2 separate regions of the Homo sapiens genome follow, and region 1 is linked to region 2. Evidence: read pairs that join two places in POLR2A ChIA-PET (ENCODE). Cell type or tissue: K562. All regions are shown on one strand. Links, peaks and the distances in the headings refer to the core of each region. The heading gives the core; the rest is flanking DNA.

Region 1 (4,000 bases), core at 1-4,000, 110 kb after region 2:
TGTCAAAAACAGTGGATGTCTACCACATTTGCCCTGTTTTCTAGAAGAGAAAATGGAGAAACAGAGACTTCAAATAAACTGCCTAATGTCAGAGCTACTATCTGACTCCACCCACATTTTGTCACCTCTGCACAATTTGCCCCAACAATCTAGTGAGGGTACCCCTGCTTAAACTTGGGTATCTGGGTTTTCTGTCCTAATATACCACTTTGAATCAATTCTCTGATGAACAGTTTCAAGATTATCTTCCATATGCAGTTCATAATAATGTTCCCTAATAATACCTCTCAAGTAAAAGAAACAAGAAATACAAACAGATTTCATTATGTTTGAATAAGTCCACTCTGAAGACTTATGTAATTTGGGTATTTTTATTATTTATTATTTTTGCTTTTTGAGACAGAGGCTTGCTCTGTCATTCAGGCTGGAGTGCAGTGCCACAATCTTTTTTTTTTTTTTTTTTTTTTTTTTGAGATGGAGTTTTGTTCTTGTTGTCCAGGCTGGAGTGCAATGGCACGATCTTGGCTCACTGCAGCCTCTGTTTCCTGGGTTCAAGTGATTCTCCTGCCTCGGCCTCCTGAGTAGCTGGGATTACAGGTGCCTGCCACCACACCCGTCTAATTTTTGTATTTTTAGTAGAGATGGGGTTTCGCCATGTTGGCCAGGCTGGTCTCGAACTCCTGACCTCAGGTGATCCGCCCGCCTCAGCCTCCCAAAGTGCTGGGATTACAGGCGTGAGCCACCATGCCGGGCCAGTGGCATGACCTTGACTCACTGCAGCCTCGACCTCCAGGGCTCAAGTGATCTTCCTGTGTCAGCCTCCCAAGTAGCCAGGACCACTGGCATGCGCCACGATGCCCAGCTATGCCCAGCTAGTTTTTGTATTTTTTATAGAGATGGGGTTTCTCCATGCTGCCCTAGTTTGAGACCATGGCTGGTCTCAAACTCCTGGGGCTCAAGCTATCTGCCTGCCTCGGCCTCCTGAAGTGCTGGAATTATAGGCTTGAGCCACTGCAACCAGACTGTTATTTATTTTTTGAATGTGCATCTCATGTACATGGTACAAAAGTCAAAGATGGAAAAGGGATGCAGAGAAAGCAAATCTCCCTCCCCCTCTGTCTGCTTGCCACCTAGTTCTCTTCCCAGAGGCAACCACTATTACCAGTTTCTTGCATATCCTTCCAGAGATATTCCATGCATGTAGAAGCAAACACGTATAGATTTTCTAAAACCAAATGATAGCATTGTCTGTTCTGTACCTTGCTTTTAAAAACACACCACTTCAGCTCCCGCCTTTGAAAATCTCATGTGAAAATGTCCCAGTGCAAAATATAACAAGGTTTTCCACCCAAATGAATGCTCTGCGTCTCAGGATCCCATTTCTGCCTCATTGTGAATCAGAGGCTAACTTAAAGCCTCCTTTTATTTTGAGACCAGGTCTCACTCTGTTGCCCAAGGATGAAGTGCAGTGACATAATCAAGGCTCACTTCAGCCGTGATGTCCCTGGCTTAAGTGATGATCTCACCTCAATCTTCCAAGTAGCTGGCACTACAGGCATGCCACCATATCCAGCTATTATTTTATTTTTTAATTTTTTGTAGAGACAGGGTCTCACTATGTTGCCTAGTCTGGTCTCAAACTCCTAGGCTCAAGCGATCCTCCCAGTCTGGCCTCCCAAAGTTCTGGAATTTCTAGGTGTGAGCCACTGAGCCCAGTCACTCAAAGCAGCTTGATACTCAATTTTCCTCCCTTGTAAAATGACATTCCCTGTAAGACATTATAACAAAATAAAAGCTGCATAAAATAAAGGCTCTTTTGAAGTTATAATCATGACCTTTGCATGAAAATCTATTTGTATTTTTTAAATGAATTCTAATAAGATATAAATAGAGACACTTCTTGAAATTTGGCACATTTCTGTGGCACTATAAAATAAAATAACTCCAACAAACACCTTCAAGACAGGTTAAACTACATCATAGCACATTTTTCTGTGAGGTTATGGCTGCACAGAGACCTAGACTACATGATAAAATAATCTATTAAATACTATGCAATTACTACAAAGATTAAAAATGTTAAATTTCTTGCTTGTCCCACCATAGGCAACAACTGTATGTAATTTTTATGTATTTAAAAAAGAAAAAGAGAGTATGTGTGTATATTTTAATGAAAATGGTACTGACATACATTCCATCCCCAGGCTGTATACCCTGAAATTGCTTTCATAACTGGGATGGATCTGTGAGGATCCATTCCTCTTTTAAGACGAAGGCTCTGTGTGCAGAAAACTGAAAGAAATGAACCAGTCAATCCAGGGGCTGAAGCTCCAACAGAGGGGTTTAACCAACTGAGTTAACTACCCCAGTTCACAAATGCCGTGAAACACTACTAGAGATAGATTCCTGATATGCTTTATAAGACAAATGGCCTGTCACATGCTGTTCAAAAGGGCTAAGAACATTTTGCTGAATCAAGAAGTTAAACTACCCAGCTACTTGGGAGGCTGAGGCATGAGAATCGCTGGAACCTTGGAGGTGGAGGCTGTAGTGAGCCAAAATCACGCCACTGCACTCCAGCCTGGGTGACAGCGAGACTCTGTCTCAAATAAATAAATAAATGAAGTTAAAATGAAGAAAACAACTCAATTCCGATACAAATCATTTTACCATTAATGATAATTTTTTATGCAAAAATTCAAATCATACTTTTAGATAATTACTCTTCAGATAATGATAATCTTTTACAGACAAACCAATCAAGAGGAATCACAGAAAGAAAATTTACGGAAAGCTCAAATGTCCACGTACAACTCAATCTGTCAGATTCAGGAAGCTCCTTTTTTTTTTTTTTTTTTTTTTGGAGACAGGGTCACCCAGGCTGGAGTGACTCACTGCAGCCTCGATCTATGGGCTTGGGTGATCCTCATACCTCGCCTCCCGAGTAGCTGGGAGGGACTACAGGCACATCCCACCACGCCCAGATTTGATTTTTTTTTTTTTTTGTATTATTTGTAGAGACAGGGTTTCACCATGTTGCCCAGGCTGGTCTCAAACTCCTGCAGTTCCTGAAGTGGGATATTTGGATGGAAAACCCAGAACTTCAGTGATCTTCCCACCTCAACCTCCCAAAGTGCTGGGATTGTAGGTGTGAGCCACCGCACCGGCCTTACAATTCTTTCTTCTACTTAGAAAGTTCACAATAAAAGAATCTTTGAGAACCACCTGACGGAATCAAATTCATTCTTCCTCAGAATTTCTACTTGCCAAATTTAATGTACTAGCTGTAAAAGTTTTAAATTCATACATCTTTAAAAAAATTAACCATGAATTATTTTTATTAAGGTGGAAGGGTTTTTGGTTTGTGTTCAGTCTTTTTGTAGGTCTATTTTTGAAAACAGATTCTGCACTTCCAGTTCTAAACAGATACCATATGGCTGCTTCTTTACTAAGTTATTTATTTTTCAAAAAATGCTAACTGCAGTTTTGGCAGTTCTTTATTAAACATCATTCGTAAAACACAAACAAACAAACAATTCCAGCAATCATCTATGAAGAGACTTTAGAAGCTTGTAAAAAAGTGAATTCTACCTCCTTCTGGCTGACGACTCCTCCTCCTACCCTCTTGAGTCCCCTCTGGGCCACATTAAAATAGCTTGCTGAACAATATGTTATAACTTCCTAAGAGAAAGTACAAATGAGTCCTCAGTGCCCAAGAAGCTGTTTCCGGGAGCATCCAGGTCTCTGAAGCCAGGTCAGAGGAAAGCAGGTGGGTACTGAGAAAGAAAAGAGGTGACAGTGGCCAACTCCATTCCCATGGATGTGGTCTTGGAGCCAACAGGACCCAAAGCGTTATTCAGATTTTTTTTTTTCAATCCAAAAGCAAAGTCCAGCTTAGAAAATAAGAATTGGGAAGGCAAATAAAACTGGAAAAGCTTCTGCAGAGGCCACAATACTTTGGACATCTTCTGCGATCAATAATTCATGAGACTGTTTGGCC
Region 2 (8,187 bases), core at 2,260-6,259:
AGTCCAGGAATACCAGCTTTGCCATGAGAAAGATAACAGCCACCACACAGGGCAAATCTCTCATGGACATGGACCATGATGCTTCGACAGACTGCAGACCTGGCAGCACATGACAGGATCCTGCACAGCTGCACATGGCCCCATGTGCTCACTCTGGTACCCTCACCTGTCTCTGCCCTGGCTCTGTGGGGAGCCAGCACAGGTGAGGGAGGAGGAAGAGGGAGGGGTGGAGGGCTTTACCTTGATGGTGGGGATGAAGGCAGTGGAGAGGTAGGAGCAGAGGCGGGGGGGCAGAGTCAGCTTGCTGACGTCCTTGTCCTCACGCAAGGTGCTGGCGATGGCCTGCTGGCACAGCAGCTGCAGGCTGGACACCCGGTGCTCCACACGCACCACGTACAGGGCTGGTCCTGATGCCATCAACAGCCTCGAATCCCGGTGACCCCAGCAGATGGAGATGATGGGGCGCTGGCAGGAAGTGAAGGGAAGACAATGCTTAAGCTTTTGCTCTTGTGGGAAGCAAAAAGGGATAATGCACACTTGTCTCGAGCAAAATAAAATAAGCTGTTTTGAGAATACTGGTTTTAAAAGCACAGTAGAGAATGTTAGACACTATATTACGAAAATTCAGTATGTTTATTGAAAATTGGCTAGAGGGCTGGGCATGGTGGCATAAGGCTGTCATCTCAGCATTTTAGAAGGCCAAGGTGGGAAGATTGCATGAGGCCAGGCTGAAAGACCAGCCTGGGCAATACAGCGAGATTCTCATCTTAAAAATAAAACAAAATAAAATAAAAGTAATTAGGTCCCCAGGCCAGAGCATTAAAGCATTGGAATAATTTTATAAAGTTTGTTTACCTGTATTATATTTCATTTAATTTGGGGTCATGAAACCCAACTGAGCTCTGGGTAGTAAGGTTTCTACTAGTAGGGGCAATCACCTTGTGGTGCAGTAACTCACATTCCTTACTGAAGGGCTGTTTTTCTAGATTCCCAAATTACCCAAGGGTGGTTCCCATGGCTTGGGGAGGTGGTGATGAGGTAGACCAGATGGCCCTTCCCTTCCGTCCAGAGTCAGATCAACAATGGACTTGGTCTTACCAGCTGTGTGACCTGGGGACTATCCATAACCCCTAGAAGCCTCCCCCTTTTCTCATGAGTGGGGACCCTGTGAGGATTACAGGAGGTGATGGAGTCACAGCCCTTCTGGGGCCATCACAGTATATAACCCACAGTCACTGCATTTTCAGCCTCCCTTGGCACTGACGGTGCAGGGAAAGAAAGCTCCCTGGAAAGGCGATTGAGGAGAACACGGTTCCTGTGGTAGCCTCGCTAGGGTCATGGCCATCATTATCTTTGAGAATGCAGGCCAAAATGCAAATATGCAAGTTAGAAAATTCTTATAATAAAAAAAAATCCAAAGCTCAGGGGTGCCATCTAGCCAAGGGAGAAAGAAAGGTGAAGGGTCGTGACGGAGAAGCAGCAAGAGATTTGTTCATTCCGATCCAGACAGATGGAGCGCTGATGATCATTCATCTTCCCTTTCTACCACAGGAGGCCAGGCAGTTGCAGGGTGGGGTGATGGCCACAGTCCCCAGGGGAGGGCCGTGTTTGTTGGCCAAGGAGTCTGGAAAACTCAAGTCTAGGGGCTTCTGGGACACTTCCAGGACATGTCTCCATATGAGATGATTCCACACAGGGGGCAGGCCCCACACAAAGGGACCTATTAACTTACAGAAATACATAATCACTGCTGAAGACAGGGCAAACCAACACACAGAAAATGCACAGAAAAATTACTCTGGTATCGTCAACCCCCAAAAGTACAGGTTAGGACAGAGGCTCTATTAGTAACAAAATCATGCTTGATCTTAAAGATACGCTGCTGTCCCTTTACCTCTGAGCCCCCTAAGACAATATTCATAACTTAGAGCTCAAGTCCCCCAAAAAATGGTTTTATTTTTGTTTCTAACTTTTATGTTCAGGGGTACACAAGCAGGTTATATAGGTAAACTGTGTCACAGGGATTTGGTGTACAGGTAATTTTGTCACCTGGATAATAAGCATAGTACCCGACAGGCATTTTTTCTGATCTTCTCCCTCCTCCCTCCTCCCACTCTCCACCCTCAAGTTGTTCCCCTTCCTGTATCCATGTGTTCTTGTTATTCAGGTCCGGCTTAGAAGTGAGAATATATGGTATTTGGTTTTTTTGTTCCTACGTTAGTTTGCTAAGGATAGTGGCCTCCAACTCTATCCATGTTCCTGTAAAGGACATGATCTTGTTCTTTTTTATGGCTGCATAGTATTCCATGGTGTTTATGTATCACATTTTCTTTATCCAGTCTACTGCTGATGGGCATTTAGGTTGATTCCATATCTTTGCTATTGTGAATAGTGCTGCAATGAACATATGCATGCATGGGTCTTTATGATAGAACAAATATTCCTTTGGGTATATACCCAGTAATGGGATTGCTGGGTCGAACGTTAGTTCTCAATTCTTTGAGGAATTGCCACACTGTTTTCTACAATGGCCGAACTAATTTACACTCCCACTAGCAGTGTAGAAGCGTTTCCTTTTCTCTGCAACCATGCCGACATCTATTATTCTTTGATTTTTTAATAATGGCCATTCTGACTGGTGTGAGATAGTATCTCACTGTGGTTTTGATTTGCATTTCTCTAATGGTTCATGATGTTGAGCATTTTTCATATGCTTGTTGGCTGCATGTATGTCTTCTTTTGAAAAGTATTTGTTCATGTCCTTTGCCCACTTTTTAATGAGGTTGTTTGGAAAAACAGTTTTCAATGAGCACAACCTGACTGGCTGCAGAAACATCAGACACTTCTTCCCTCTAATTTCCCATTCCTCTTTAGTCCAGCTATCTGAAAGGCAGACACTCTGTATTTATCCTCTGTCCTCCTCCCTCCTAGTTCTGCTTTTCATAGTAACTATCTCTGTATAACAGTTGATGATATATTTTATATAAAATTATCATAAGTATGTGTCTCTTATATCTTTGTACCAAGAACTTAAACCACTCACACAGACCTTCAACTAGATGAAAATCAGCTTTGTTACCTTTATATATATAATTACCACCCATCCTGACAAAAACAACCTTGTCTGCAAAACTACATTCCAACAGCAAGCACATCAAATGCTCACATACCTGAATTCACTGCATCCGTTCTACTCTCCCACATGAATAACATTATTCTCATCTAACATATGAGGTTAGAGAGGCTAAGGCAGGCTAGGTACCTTGTTATAGTAATAAATGGTGGAAGAGCTGTGATTCTCATCCCTCCCCAGCTCCACTGCTGGTCCTTATCTTACTACATGGTGCTGACTCTCTGAAGTGCCAACATATTGATACCACAGCCTAAAGAATGCGTAATACTCCACTGAAAAATTTAACCATTTGTCCATCACATACAAAATCGTGAGCCCCAGATGGCCCCTTAGTCCATTTGGTCAAAGCTGCTTTACTCAGAAACAAACCAAACATGTCTATAGAAAAGGCAAATAGGAAGAGAAACAGGCTGTTTACACAGCATATAAATAAATGATCTGCGGGGTTCATCACAGCAGAAGAGAGCCCACAGGTAATTAGGCAGGTAGCATGGTTGGATGAACACGGAACACAGTCGCTGGCACATCTCGAAGGCGAGGGAGGATGGTGTGACTCCAAACCAGGTAGCGCATTCGCTCGGACGACTTGGAATTCTCAGCCAAGCAGGAGTGAGAAGACGCGAAAGATTAAAGGATGGAACATTAGAACCTGGGAGAAAAAGGGCTGAAATTATTTAGCCTGGAGAAGTGAGGTCTGCAGGGTCTCAAAGGAATAATTATTATCTAGGGCAACGTTACCAGGAAATCCCCTCTTCTAAGAATGGGACAAGAACACCAACACAGGAATTTACATTAAATTAATTAGGGTGCAGCACTCATTTACTTGCCCAAGTAAGTGAAAACTTACTCTGGGAGAGGGCAGGGCACGGACACATTGATTTAATTTAATTTAGTTTGTGTAGCATATAGTCCATGTAAGATGATAAAGCAGCAAAATAAACGCTGGTACCTTTGCCATAATAATTTTAAGGCTGTGCTAGAAAAACGGGGAAGGAGTGACAGATAACAAGAACTGCCCCTCTTGTCTGAAGATTCTGAGTCATCACTGACCTGGGGAAATGAATGACTGTGATGACTGTTTGGTCAGAAGTGAGGCAGCAGGGTATGACTTCTCAGGACCCCTGTAAGTCCACAGAAAGTCCCTAACAGGTCATCTTACTTTTTAAAAGTCACATTTCTGCTGGTGTTAATTTTTCCCTGGCTGTTTACTGGTATTCCAGCCTATAAAGCCCTCGCTACAAATGTTCTGTAGTTTTGGCAAGAACAAGAGTCAAATGGCGCTAACTGCATGTGGCCACAGACACGGGGCGGGGCGTTCACTAACGCTAGTCCTGATTTTGCCACCTCACAGTCATCAATTTCCATCACTCTGTCCTCTAGGTTCATGGGTGATGGCAGAACATGAACACACTGTCTGCAGGCCCACAGACCTCACCCATGCTGAAGGTACCTCCTCCCTAAGAACCTCCGCCTACTAGGCTGAGCCGCAGCAGAACAGCACAGCTCTTCAAAGCTCCCAGATTCACGTTGTGTTTGAACAGCTGCTGTCTGCTAGGGAAAAACTCAATTGTAAGTTTGCGGTCTTAATCTCTTTCTCAAATCCCATAAAACGACTATTTTTAGAACTGATGGCTAGAACTGTGAAGCAGATGACATTCAAATCTTAATTTGCATAGGGAGGTTCACATATTTTACACGTCTAAATCTGAGGCAAAAGTGCAAGAAACTGAGCTGCATTTCAGGGAGTGTGGGTCTGGTGGAACAGGGAGAACCACTGCTCAGCTGGAAAGGACAAACTCTAGGCCACAGTGCTGGAGGCGAGTGGCCCATGGAGGGGCAGGCTTCTCCTCTGGCTTCTCCCCCTCAATGCTGAGGCTGAGCCCCGGAAAGGAAAAGATGCGGGCCAGCCCTGCCTCACCTCCCACCAGGGAGTGTGGCAATCAAGGCCTGGTGCCCGTTCCTTACTCTGCCACCTCTCCTCCTGCTAGTACACAAGACATGCCATGCGTCCAGCCAATCATTTTTTTATCTACTGAGCTGTTAGTCATTAGATAAATATTTGCTAAATGTATACAAATGGACAGATCCATGCTAGTTATAAGGGGACTGACAATGAATCAAATACATTCTCTGCCCTTGTAGAGCTTACATCCTGGCGTGGCAGGGAGAGAATAAATACAGGTGAAGTATCCTTAATCTGAAAATCTGAAACCCAAAATGCTCCAAAATCTGACTTTTGGAGTGCCAACAAGATGCTCAAAGGAAATATTCATTGGAGTATTTCGAATTTTCAGATTTGGGATGCTCACCTGATACAATGCAAATATTCTGAAATTAAAAAGAAATCTGAAATCCACAACAATTCTGGTCCTAAGCATTTCAGATAAGGAGTACTCAACCTGTATCTCAGTATCTGTGACAGGAACTACCTGATAACGTGAGGTAGTGAAATTCCGTGAAGTAAAAAACAGTGTTGAGCGAGAGCCAGAGCAACAGCAAGGGGGTCTTTTTGAAGAGAGGGAGCAGGGAGGCTGCCCTGGAGGTGGTTTGAGCAGAGGCCTGGCTGAGAGGAGAAATCTATTTAATTGGAATTGAAAGCTTCCTCACTATATTACTATTTTTGTATATAGCAGTGAGTTGGATAGAGTCTTCTGAAAATGTAGGAGGAACAAAAACCAACTATACTGGTCCTGGACAGGGAAAACCAGGCAGTGCCAGCACAGGGTTTCTGGATGACTGAGGGAGGCCTTGGGCTGAGGACTGGCTACCCGGCCACCGAGGAGGCAGATTCCTGGGACAGTCGGAGGCTCTCCAGCCTCCCTCTCCACCCTTTGTTTGTTCTTTCTGTAGCTCTCCCTAAGAAGGATGGGGGATCTGTCTTGAAGAAAATGCACCTAGTAGGATGAAATGTTTTATGTCTGTACAAACATGTGCAAAATAGTTCACTTTAAAACAGAAGAAGGGCAAGGTGCAATGGCTCATGCCTATAATCCCAGCACTTTGGGAGGCTGAGGCAGGAAGATTGCTTGAGGCAAGGAATTCAAGACCAGCTTGGGCAACATAGCAAGACCCTGTCTCTACAAAACAAATTTTCAAAATTAGCTGGGTGTGGTGGTGCACACCTGTAGTCCTAGCTACTTGGGAGGCTGAGGCAGGAGGATCGTTTGAGCCCAGGAGGTTGAGGCTACAGTGAGCTATGATCATGCCACTGCACTCCAGCCTGGGAGACAGTGAGACTCTGTTTATAACAAATTTTTAAAAGGCCAGGCATGTTATGGCTCACTCCTGTAATCCCAGCACTTTGGGAGGCTGAAGCAGGAGAATCAGTGAGGTCAGGAGTTTGAGACCAGCCTGACCAACATGGTGAAACGCTGTCTCTACTAAAAATACAAGAAAATTAGCCGGGCGTGGTGGCACATGCCTGTAGTCCCAGCTACTCGGGAGGCTGAGGCAGGAGAATCACTTGAACCCGGGAGGCAGAGGTTGCAGTGAGCTGAGATCGCGCCATTGCACACCAGCCTAAGCAACGAGAGCAAAACTCTGTCTAAAAACAAACAAACAAAAACAGACCAAGTTGGTGATCGGTCACCGTCAAACTACGTTGGTTGGAGCCACAGACAATTTTGAATACAAAGTTATAATGATTTGGCCACCAACTAAATTGTAGTAATAAAAGCTAGTTCAGCGTTCGGTCAACCAAATTTTAGTTTTAAAAGAACACAACCATCCTTGTATTTTGTAAGCAGACAAGACCCATGAAGGACTTTCTCATCTACTTACAAGAAAAAATGGGAAAAGCACAACAGGGGCAACTTCAGCAGAACAGGCAGAGTTAATCCTAAGTGAAAGAATGCAAGTCTATTTTTGCTATAGGATTCGCCTCCAAGAGTACAGAAGTCCACAATCACACATGCAATCTCTTATTTGATTTTTAAATTCCCATACCCATCTTTTTCCACCTTCTCTTCTCTTAATTTTTTACCCAGTATCACATCAACAACTGAACCTTACAGAATATAGGGTGACCTCTCCACTGGCCTTCAATGCCAGAAGACCATAAAACAAAACAAAAACCTGGGCCTAAATTATTGAAGCCTACAAACTTCAGTCAGTAGTGCTAACTCTGAAAACCTGTTATATTTTCAGATATGCAAGAATATATAGAGAGTCACAGATAACAGCTAATGAGATAAATTACAGAATTTTACATTACAACATGTAGGACAGAAAGGAAAATAAATCAGAGCATATTTCCTTAGAAGAGCTCCAGCCACAAGCATTGCTGTTACAAGTAAATCAGGAGAATCAATTTTAAAGCTGCTGCTGCTGCTGCAAGTTCGTCCCAGGCAATGGTTTTGTACGCAATACCCTACAATCTAATTAACTTGGAAATACATTATCCAATCTAAATTGCATTTAGTTCTTTTTATAAGCAGTCCAATAAATCGCCTAACTTCCTTCCTGCTATAAAAATGTCCCTGCCTTTGGACTCCTTGAATAGCACAGCATAGATCACATGTGATTTTCGAATCATTAGACAAGAGTTAAACTGGTGCTAAATATAATTAATATTGTACTTGATTTTTAATGGCATCATTATTTAACTTTCTATTATTGAGGCGATTTTTTCAATGGTTGAAATGGACCCTCAATGAAAAAAAGAATCAATAATTTATTGAAATGCTGAGGTACTGTAGGGATATCTTTCTTCAAAGGAAGATCAGTCAGGGCCTTTTCTCTTATTCCTGAGCTCAAATAGTTTAAATTCAGGATCCATGTTACTTTCATGTGATGGCTGATGAGAACTTCTGCAATGGTTAAGGCCATAAAACCTTTACTACAGTCTAGGCACTGGTCAGAAAAAGGAAGCCTCTGTCTTCAGGAAAATAAGACAAGTAGACAGAAAAGTGTAATACATGCCAGAGGTGTTAAACACCCCGAGGGTTTACAGAGAAGGGGAGCCTCAATCCACTAGGCAGCTTTAAAAGAAAACGTGACTGAGCTGGCACTGAGGAGGATCCAATTCCTGAGCTAAAACGGCGGGAAGGACATTC

What was found. Peaks named below come from ENCODE experiments on the same cell type or tissue, not always from the same donor. Only the 100,000 strongest peaks of a DNase experiment are listed, where the experiment ranks them.
Region 1: POLR2A ChIA-PET joins it to region 2 with 5 read pairs; 5 of 35 experiments call an interaction of 5 or more read pairs at or near these places.

What each region holds. Positions count from the first base shown.
Region 1 is chr6:158,366,929-158,370,928 of GRCh38, reverse strand. The region is part of intron 1 of TULP4 (TUB like protein 4); the gene reads right to left. Among named protein-coding and RNA genes, the nearest start is that of SNORA116, 46 kb to the right of the region's middle. In K562, for the core only: no CTCF peak of the experiment used is centred there; no DNase peak of the experiment used is centred there.
Region 2 is chr6:158,472,029-158,480,215 of GRCh38, reverse strand. It overlaps TULP4 (TUB like protein 4), which reads right to left. Exons shown (of 14, transcript NM_020245.5): 7 at 241-465. Among named protein-coding and RNA genes, the nearest start is that of TMEM181, 84 kb to the left of the region's middle. RefSeq lists enhancers at 364-865, 4,287-4,366, 4,387-4,466, 4,787-4,836, 4,884-5,456. In K562, for the core only: no CTCF peak of the experiment used is centred there; DNase peaks (open chromatin) are centred at 4,165 and 4,525.